2 separate regions of the Homo sapiens genome follow, and region 1 is linked to region 2. Evidence: read pairs that join two places in POLR2A ChIA-PET (ENCODE). Cell type or tissue: HepG2. All regions are shown on one strand. Each heading gives the region's core, and the rest is flanking DNA. Links, peaks and the distances in the headings are about the cores only. Region 1 overlaps SEPTIN8 (septin 8). Region 2 overlaps ZCCHC10 (zinc finger CCHC-type containing 10).

The links. ChIA-PET counts read pairs that join two places held together with the same protein. Peaks named below come from ENCODE experiments on the same cell type or tissue, not always from the same donor. Only the 100,000 strongest peaks of a DNase experiment are listed, where the experiment ranks them.
Region 1: POLR2A ChIA-PET joins it to region 2 with 8 read pairs; 1 of 35 experiments calls an interaction of 5 or more read pairs at or near these places.

The regions. Positions count from the first base shown.
Region 1 is chr5:132,768,757-132,774,136 of GRCh38, forward strand. The region is part of intron 1 of SEPTIN8 (septin 8); the gene reads right to left. Among named protein-coding and RNA genes, the nearest start is that of SEPTIN8, 5.8 kb to the right of the region's middle. In HepG2, for the core only: no CTCF peak of the experiment used is centred there; a DNase peak (open chromatin) is centred at 3,005.
Region 2 is chr5:133,004,332-133,009,711 of GRCh38, forward strand. ZCCHC10 (zinc finger CCHC-type containing 10) reads right to left here. Exons shown (of 5, transcript NM_001300816.3): 3 at 2,428-2,589. Among named protein-coding and RNA genes, the nearest start is that of ZCCHC10, 20 kb to the right of the region's middle. In HepG2, for the core only: no CTCF peak of the experiment used is centred there; a DNase peak (open chromatin) is centred at 2,540.

The sequences.
Region 1 (5,380 bases), core at 115-5,114, 240 kb before region 2:
CCATTAGGGGAGCTAGCCTAAGGCTGCAGTCTACTCACAGGATGGCAGAGCCAAGAAAATCACAGAGAAAAGAGGGAGCCAGAGTCTGCCCTATCTCTGGGCTTTTCCCCTTCCCCCTGGCCATATCCTCTTTATTGCTGAGGCTAGTTGAGTGGTATTATCTATTACTTGCAACTGAAACATCTTCGGTGCCATAGGATCCAAAGTAAAACTCTTTGGATGCAGAGGAACAGGGAGAAAGCGAGGAGAGCCAGGAAAGGAGGGACAGTGTGGAAGGTAAAACATCTCAGTATTCACAACCAAAGGAAGGAAGGGACGTCTGGGATGATACCAACACCTCACTGAGGACCACCATGTGTGAACTAAGCCAAGTGATTTACACCCAGGCTCTCACTTGGTCCTTCCTCACTGTGGATGACAGACTCCATGATTATCCCCATTTTACAGGGGAGGAAACTGAAGCACACAGAAGCTAGGGAACTAACCAGGGCAGAGCAGGGACCTGAGAACAGACCAAGCTCTTGTCCCAAACCACTCTGCTACATTGCCTCCCCTGTTCTTAGCAGGCTTCCAACTCATTCATTCAGTCACTCAACACACACGCACTGGACATGTCTGCTGTGTGCCAGGAACTGAGATGGCTGCCAGTGAAAAGATGAGGACATCAGATCCTTGACCTCAGAGGGCTAAGCCTAAACTCAAATGCCTTTAGAAGCCAGGCAGGTAACATATATAGGTGAAGGGGAGCAGCACCTTAATAACAATGGCAACAACAACAGACATAACTAACATGTATTGCATGCTTGCTTTGCGCAACCCTAATTTAATCTAATTTAGTCCACACATCAGCCCTATGACATAGGCCGTAGCAGCCTCCCCATTGTCTAGATGAGACAATAGAGGCATCAAGAGAGTGTGTAATTTGCCCAAGACCACACTGCTCAGGAGAGCAAAGCCAGGATCTGAATGGAGACAACATGACTGTGAAACCCACACTTCTAGTCACATCACTCCCCGCCTGCTGGATGAAAGACAGCCACTAACTTGGCCAAGCGTGGGGGTTCCCGGGGAGAGGTGGGAATGGCAGAGAACTGGAGAGCCTGTGCTTATGCTCAATCCATGGTGGCCACAGTTCCACAACGCCAGCCAACTGTGGGAACACAGATCTAGTGTTGCCAAATCTTCCCGTTTTTAAAGAGAACCCAAAAATCTCTCTCTATATATACATATATATATATATATATATATATATATATATATATATATACACACACATATATATATATGTGTGTGTGTGTGTGTGTGTGTATATATATATATATATGTATATATGTATATATATATGTATATATGTATATATATATATATGTATATATGTGTATGTGTGTGTATATATATATATATATATATGTATATATGTATATATATGTATGTATGTATTTTTTGAGACACAGTCTGGCTCTGTCACCCAGGCTGGAGTGGTGTGATCTCAGCTCACTGTAACCTCCGCCTCCTAGGTACAAGCAATTCTCATGCCTCAGACTCCCCAGTAGCTGGGATTACAGGCACGCAACCACCACGCCTGGCTGATTTTTGTATTTTTAGTAGAGACGGGGTTTCACTATGTTGGCCAGGTCGGTCTTGAACTCCTGACCTCAGGTGATCCACCTGCGTTGGCCTCCCAAAGTGCTGGGATTACAGGTGTGAGCCACCATGCCTGGCCCAGAAATCTATATTTTTATGTGAAATTCTGTAATTTTTAAAGATTGACAACCAATACAAACTGAGAATACCATGAGGGCCCAATACAACATGTCAGGGGGCTGGTGTGGGCCAAAGGCCTGCTGGTCTGTAAGCTGGCTCTGGTGGGAGGGTGAGCTGGACGGACCCTGCAGCCAGGCTCCATTCTCAAGTCAGGAAGCCCCATGGCAGACTGCTCTGTGGGGAGGAGCCTTCAGGCAGGACAACTTAACTTGGACCCCAGAGAGAGGTGGACCCAAAGCCTCTGGCTCATTCCACACACCCAGCTCCCTGAGGTGCTCACACAGGGGTGAGCGTTGTATATGTCTTCAAAGTCCCAGGATAGAGGGAGTTGGCAGCTCTGAGCTCTACATATGCAATGAGAAACTCCATGGGGCCATTATCCCCTCTCTAATCACTAACAAGCTTTTGGCTCCTGAGCCAGGCCCCAGGCTTCTGTGTCATCATTTCTTTGGCACATCAAAGACAACAACCAAAACAATAACTTCTCAGGCCGGCTGCGTGCCTCCATGCCCGGCCGTCCAAGACAAAGTAGAGAACAGCATTTTGTTACGCAGCCCAGTGGATAACTAGGACGCCCTTTTCCTGATAGGAAATGCTCTGTCTGAGCCTCCTAGAGCAGCCCTCATCACCAGCCAAGAGGAGCTGTCCCTTTTACCATGAAACAAGGTGGGATCTGGGAAGAAACTGCATCTCATGGTTGCCAACACACAAAAACAGGTTTTTATCCAGAAGGAACTGGAAATCTACTGAATCTCTAAACCAACAGAGCCGGGGAAGCTGTGGGTAAATAAAGACCCCTGTGATCCAAACCCCCAAACTAGGCTGGTTGTTGCAGTGGGAGTAGAAAGGATACCCCACCATAGGTGGATTGGCTACCGAGTAATGGACAAAGAGCAGCCCCCAGACCTCAGGCCTTCCAGAGTTCTCCAGTGCCTTGGACTTTGGATGCTTTTCTTCCTCTGGGCTCCCATGCCTAGCACCCACTCACCTGTACACCCAGTCAGGCAGACAGGAAGCCCACTCCCCAGGGGAGCTCCAGCCCTGGGGGTGGCCCTATTAAGTAACTGAGCAATGGACTCAGGAGTCAATGGACCACTGGAAGCTTTCTCCACCCATGTTCCTGGCACAAACTATGCTAGCCCCGGCTCCAGCTCCTCCCAGGAGCCTGGGCCTTAAATAGCCAGAGCAGAGGCCTCTAGCCAGAACCCGTGGTCGCGGTCATAAGCACAACTGTCCTTGAGCCTGAGAGGAATCCTAGGAATTTTCCCAGGAAAGGCTTCGGCTCTGGTCCCAGGATTCCACAGCAAGCCTCTAAGCCCAGGTCAGAGGTTACGGGAAATAACCAAGGAGACATACGTGGGAGGGTGGGGGTGGGATGCTGCTACCCGGGGCCAGGAAGGAAGAATAGAGGCAGGATATACCTGTCCCAAATCAAGAGGACACCTGGGAGCCAAAGCATCTTTCTCCTACAGTGGCAACAGAAAACTTGAGAGAAGATTCAAGCAAGGATCACCCGCCATGGTCCCAACATGACGGCAGTCAAGGTAACAGGAAGCCAATCATCCTCACAAGGCCAGTCCTACTCCACCCATCCTGGGAAGAGAAGGAATTTTGGGAGCAAAACCATCCCCTGACCCCAATACTCCATTCTCTCTGTTTCTCTGTCTCACTAAGAGGCACTGTCTTTCCTTTCTGCACACAGCCAGCCAGGCTGGAGCTTATTAATTTGGGATAGTGTGTTTCAAGCTTTTCCCATCAAAATCAGATTTCCAGGAAGCTAAGAGCACAGTTACTGGTAGCTGGGCCAGTACTCGCCACCCCAACCCCCAGGCCTAGGACAGACACATTCTTGGCCTTTATTGTGCTGCCTGAGAGGGAGTGGTCTATCCCACCACAGAGGAGATGGGGAAGGTGCTCTGGGCTGCAGAATGTACTAGAACTCCAGGCATTCATATTTTCTTACTTAGCTCAGGGACTCCAGTGGCAGCCACCACTGCCTTGTAACAGGGAAAGCCACGAGTGGTCTGGGTATCACTGGCAGGAGAAGGCAGCCTCTGTTTCACAGCAAATGAAACCCTTGGAGGGAGAATGTGGGCAGCAAAGGTGCCCCGCCTTCTGTCCAACCCCACGATGGATGCCAGTGCTGGAAAGGGACGGAGGAATGCATGGGCACCAATACGGGTTGGCAGAGGTATGGGGGTGGCACTGCTATACTTCTCTGCTGCTTGTCCATTCACTCCAACACCAGGCAGAATGTCAGGTTTGTACCCAGGCCCAAGAGCCATGTCTGGCAAGTGGGCTTGGGTCCATACCCACAGCCCCTCCTGAACCCCAAGCATCAGGCAGCCCAAGCCCTGGAGCCCCCTCAGAAAACAGCCAGCCACCTGCCAGCAGACATGGGCCCCTGTACCTTCCTCTGCTGGTTCTGTCCCTCTAATCTGACCTCTAGGATAGGGAACACCTGAAAGCCGTGTATCCTGAGGAGAATATCTAATTTGCCCCAAGAACATGTAGGGCAACTGCACGCAGAGCCAAGATGCCCCCTGCCCCGTCCTCCGCTGCCTCTTCCCAGCCAGTTCTTTCAGGAGCTCTGAAGGTTCAGATGGCTCCAAAAGAAGCCAACAGAGTGCCCCAGCTCTACCACAAGGGCATGGAGACCTTGGGAGGGCGTCTCCTCCCCAGGCAGATGTGTCTCCCTCCTGCATGCATAGCTCTGCATCTGGTTATCTGGCAAAGCTTTTGCCTTGGGGGCCATGCCTGGGGATCCTGAAACCCAAGCTGGCAGCACAGAGGCAGGAAGGCTGGGGAGGCTGCAAGGGACACACAGAGGCCAGCTGGCCCTCAGGCCCTTTGCTCTACCATCCTGCAGCTGCTCGCCTCTGGTAGCTGGACTTGAGCCACAGAGACATTCGTGGTAGTTACTGCCCCAAATATAATATATGCTTCCACCTAGCCCATCCGAGGGCTCAAAACGCCAAGGTATCCACCCTCTCTGTCATCTCTGGTATTGGAATTTGGATCTTGTTCCCCCTACCTTTGCTAGCCAATGACCAAAGTCTGCATCCTCACCCAACCTTGGGCTGTTGGCATCAACAAGATAATGCGCTCAAAGCACCCACTGCCCTCCTTGCCATCCAAGGTTTTTGACACAAGTCAGACCCTGGGTTCCCAGGCTCCATCCAGTCTCCCTCCTCCTTGGCCCTGAGCTTGGTCTCCTCCTTGCCATCCTCTCTGTTCCTATCATGGTCAGTCTTTTAGCATGTGCTCCCTGGAATGACCAATGCTTTCCATCAGCCCCGCAGCTCTGACCCACTGCAATCAAGACCCCAAGGAGACCTTCCTAAGGTGGGCACACATAGCATGGTCTGATGCCCAAGAGAGAGGGAGGGCAGGCAGACTCACCTCCTGGGGGAGAGGGCAGAGCTGCAGCTCTGCAGGTGGTGCTCACATGTGCCCTGGGAGCTGCACGGGCATCTCTTGCTCAGCTCCCGTTTTTCTTCGGCATGGCTCAGCAAGGAGGCTACTGGCCGTTTTTACAAGATGGGGAGATATCACTCTGACAGAGACCTTGAGCCTCATTTGGGTGCGGGCTCTCAATTCCTGCTTCAGGAGGGAC
Region 2 (5,380 bases), core at 240-5,239:
GTCTGGATAATTTTGTATTTTTAGTAGAGACGGGGTTTCTCCATGTTGGTCATGTTAGTCTCAAACTCCCAACCTCAGGTGATCCACCCGCCTTGGCCTCCCAAAGTGCTGGGATTACAGGCATGAGCCACCGCGCCCGGCTTAGTTCTTATTTTATTTTTATTTTTATTTTCTGAGACGGAGTCTCGCTCTGTCACCCGGGCTAGAGTGCAGTGGCGCGATCTCGGCTCCCTTGCAAGCTCCGCCTTCCGGGTTCACGCCATTCTCCTGGCTCAGCCTCCCGAATAGCTGGGACTACAGGTGCCCACCACCACGCCCGGCTGATTTTTTGTATCTTTTTAGTAGAGACAGGGTTTCACTGTGTTAGCCAGGAAGATCTCCATCTCCTGACCTCGTGATCTGCCTGCCTCGGCCTCCCAAAGTGCTGGGATTACAGGTGTAAGCCACCGTGCCCGGCTTAATTCTTAAGTGTTACATATTTAACCTAGAGAAACCCTAACCTAAATAGATTGATTGGAATGGAAAGACTTTTGTTATTTCCATGTCACTCGATTCTCTGCATTCCATCTGTTATATGCCACAAGTCACATAATAATATTCCATTAAAATATGCTTTTTAATTGACAATTCAATTAGGTCATCTTCAATTTTGTTGAGGGAAAAACCTTAAAAAAGAATTTACTCTCAGCTGGGTGCGGTGGCTCACGCCTGTAATCCCAGCACTTTGGGAGGCCGAGGCGGGCAGATCATGAGGTCAGGAGATCGAGACCATCCTGGCTAACATGGTGAAACCCAGTCTCTACTAAAAATACAAAAAATTAGCCAGGTGTTGTTGCACGCACCTATACTCCCAGCTACTCCGGAGGCTGAGGCACAATCACATGAACCTGGGAAGCAGAGGTCGAAGTGAGCTGAGATCGCACCACTGCACTCCAGCCTGGGTGACAGAGCAAGACTCTGTCTCAAAAAAAAAATTTTTTACTCTAAAAAATTATGGCCAGCTGGGCATGGTGGCTCATGCCTATAATCCCAGCACTTTGGGAGGCTGAGGTGGGTGGATTGCTAGAGCTCAGGAGTTTGAGACCACCCTGGGCAACATGGCAAAATCCCATCTCTACCAAAAATACAAAAAATTAGCCAGGCGTGGTGGTGTGCATCTGAAGTCTCAGCTACTGGGGAGGCTGAGGTGGGAGAATTACTTGAACCCAGGAGGTGGAGGTTGCAGTGAGCTGAGACTGCACTCCAGATTGGATGACACAGTGAGACTCTGTCTCAAAACAAACAAACAAAACTATTATGACCATTCACTTTCTCAGCACAAACACCACTATTCTGCCATCTAGGTTTTTATACGTGAGGACAATACACTAAGGTATGTTAGAGATGGGTGAGAGGTATACCTTTCTTTTGTGAGATTAGAGAAGCGTTGTTAGAAAAGGGGAAGTAGAAAAGGAGACCAGTAGGCAAGTTCTCATCAGATTTGTTTTAGGAAGAATTGTATATGAATGTTGATAATCTAGAAATTGGTTATCTATTCCTGCATAACGCTTGAAGAACTTTCACGTCACAAATTGGAAGACTGTTGCCTTGAAAGTCTAAATATTTAAGACACTATTATACAGCTAACAGCCCTTAGGAAGATGCTGCTTTTTTTTTTTTTTTTTTTTTTTTGAGACAGAGTCTCCCTCTGTTGCCCAGTCGGGAATGCAGTGGCACAATCTCAGCTCACCAAAACTTCCACCTCCCAGGTTCAAGTGATTCTCTTGCCTCAGCCTCCTGAGTAGCTGGGATTACAGGTACCTGCCACTATGCCCGGCTAATTTTTGTATTTTTAGTAGGGATGGAATTTCACCATGTTGGCCAGGCGTCGGCCTCCCAAAGTGTTGGGATTATAGGTGTGAGCCACCCCGCCCAGCCAATTCTTCTTTTTATAAACATAAATCATAGCATATTATATATTCTGTTCTCTACCTTAATTAATATACCTGGTACTTCTTGGATAGCTTTCCATGTCAGCTCATATAATCTATCGGTTAATTCAATTGTCATTTCATTGACAGTTGAGGCAAAAAAGCAAAATGATTAAGACCATGAATCTGGGGGACAGGCTGCATGATTTAACACTTACTTTTTCTTCTTACTAGCTGTATGACAATGAGTAAGTTATTCAACATCTCCTTGCTTTAGTTTCTTCATATGTAAAATGAAGACAATAATACTACCTACCTTAATAGTGTAGATATCAGGTTTAAATAAGCTAATACTTATAAAGACCCTAGAATAGTACTTGGCACACAGTAAGCATCTATTAAACATTAGTAACATTATAATTAAAATCTGGAGAACCACCATGAAACGTTTGGTCCTTTAATAAATTCTATATACACATTAAAAAAATATTCCTTTGGATACCACATGTAAACCTACCTTTGTTGCAATAATAATCTGTTTTCTTTTTCTTTTAAAGCTTTCTTTAGTTCTGCTGTCCTTGAGGGCCTATGTAGGTATTTTCTTTTTCCTGTGCATTCATAAGTCCAATGTCCAAATTCCAAGCATTTCTGACATCTTACATGTTGCTTATTTGCTTCACTACAGAACAAAAAACAGAATACAAGCCTTAAAATTCTGTCTTGTGACTTTCACCCTAAAAACTATAAAAAAATATAAAGGATAAAATTATGTTTACTCTTATGGTCCAATTCATAAAAATCAACATTTTACCCTTGTGAGATTTAATACAACAAAGTATAATAAGTGTAATGACATGGTTTGGCTGTGTCCCCATCTAAATCTCATCTTGAATTCCCACATGTTGTGGGAGAAACCTGGTGGGAGGTAACTTAATCATAGGGGCAAGTCTTTCCTGTGCTGTTCTTGTGATAGTGAATAAATCTCACAAGATCTGATGGTTTTAAAAATAGGAGTTTCCGGCTGGGTGTGGTGGCTCACACCTATAATCCCAGCACTTTGGGAGGCTAAGGCAGGCGGATTACGAGGTCAGGAGATTGAGACCATCCTGGCTAACATGGTGAAACCCCATCTCCACTAAAAATACAAAAAAATTAGCCAAGCGTGGTGGTGGGCGCCTGTAGTCCCAGCTACTCAGGAGGCTGAGGCAGGAGAATGGTATGAACCCGGGAGGCAGAGCTTGCAGTGAGCCAAGGTTGCACCACTGCACTCCAGCCTGGGCAACAGAGCGAGACTCCGTCTCACAAAAAAAAAAAAAAACAAAAAACCACAGGAGTTTCCCTGCACAGTCTCTCTCTCTTTTCTTGCTGCCGTCCATGTAAGATGTGACTTGTTCCTCCTTGCCTTCTGCCATGATTGTGAGGCCTCCCCAGACATGCTGAACTGTGATTCCAATAAACTTTTTTGTTGTGTAAATTGCCCAGTCTTGGGTATGTCTTTATCAGCAGTGTGAAAATGGATTAATACATATAATAAATGGTTAAAAGCATAGACCTTGAAGTTAAGATACAGTTGAATTCAAATCTTGGCTCCTCAATTCTGTTCCAGTTATGTGAGACTAGGGCATTCAGACTACTTTCCAGCTCAGAACTAGAAAAGACCGTCAAAACATTTTTAACAAGCTTCTTTAAGAATCGGAAAATCAGCCAGGTGTGGTGGCTCACACCTGTAATCCCAGCACTTTGGGAGGCTAAGGCAGGCGGATCACGAGGTCAGGAGATCGAGACCATCCTGGCTAACACGGTGAAACCCTGTCTCTACTAAAAATATAAAAAATTAGCCGGGCGTGGTGGTGGGTGCCTGTAGTCCCAGCTACTGGGGAGACTGAGGCAGGAGAATGGTGTGAACCTGGGAGGCAAAGCTTGCAGTGAGCCGAGATTGCGCCACTGCACTCCAGTCTGGGTGACAGAGTGAGACTCTGTCTCAAAAAAAAAAAAAAAAAAAGAATCAGAAAATCAGGCCGGGAGCAGTGGCTCACGCCTGTAATCCCAGCACTTTGGGAGGCTGAGGCAGGTGGATCAGGAGGTCAGGAGTTTGAGACCAGCCTGGCCAACATGGTGAAACCCTGTCTCTACTAAAAATACAAAAATTAGCTGGGCGTGGTGGTGGGCACCTGTAATCCCAGCTACATGGGAGGCTGAGGCAGGAGAATCATTTGAACCTGGGAGGCGGAGGTTGCAGTGAGCCGAGATTGCGCCATCGTACTCCAGCCTGGGCAACAGGGTGAGACTCCATCTCAAAAAAAAAAAAAAAAAATCAGAGAATCAACAAGGGGGTCAAGCTGACCAGCTGAAATGGCTCAGGTCTGTAATCCCAGCATTTTGGGAGGCCACGGTGGAAAGATTGCTTGAGGCCAGGAATTTGAGACCAGCCAGGCAGGACAACACAGCAAGACTCAATCTCTACAACAAATTTTGAAAAATTAGCCAGGGCCAGGCCTGGTGGTTCACGCTTGTAATCCCAGCACTTTGGGAGGCCAAGGGAGGCAGATAACTTGAGCTCAGAAGTTTGAGACTAGCCTGGGCAACATGGTGAAACCCTGTCTCTAAAAAAAACTACAAAAATTAGCCGCGTGTGGTGGCAAACAGCTGTAGTCCCAGCTACTTGGGAAGCTGAGATAGGAGGTGCAATTGAGCCCAGGAGTTTGAGGCTACAGTAAGCTATGATTGCACCACTGCACTTCAACTTGGGTGACAGAGGGAGATTCTCTTTTTTTTTTTTTTTAAAGATGAAGTCTCACTCTGTTGCCCAGGCCAAGAGTGCAGTGGCACGATCTCGGCTCACCACAAGCCTCCCAGGTTCAAGCAATTCTCCTGCCTCAGCCTCCTGAGTAGTTGAGACTACAGGCATGCACTATCACGCCCGGCTAATTTTTGTATTTTTTGTAGAGGTGGGGTTTTGCCATGTTGGCCAGGCTGGTCTCAAACTCCTGGCCTCAAGTGATCCACCTACTTCGGCCTCCCAAAGTGCTGGGATTACGGGCATGAGCCACTGCACCCTGCCTGATTCTGTCTCTTAAAAAAAACCAAAAAAGATGGCCAGGTGCGGTGGCTCATTCCCATAATCCCAGCACTTTGTGGGGCTGAGGTGGGCGGATTGCTTGAGGTCAGAAATTCGAGACCAGCGTGGCCAACATGGTGAAACCCGTCTCTACTAAAACAAAAATTGCCAGGCTTGGTGGCACACACCTGTAATCTCAGCTACTCAGGAAGCTGAGGCAGGAGAATTGTTTGAACTTAAGGAGGCAGAGGTTGCGGTGAGCTGAGATCATGCCACTGCACTCTGGCCTGGGCGACAGAGTAAGACTCCGTCTCAAAAAAAAAAAAAAAAAAAAGAATAATCAAAACAAGATATGGAAGAAGATAGAAATCTAGAATTAAGTCAACTTTTGTGCTGGGTGTGTCTGTCCATC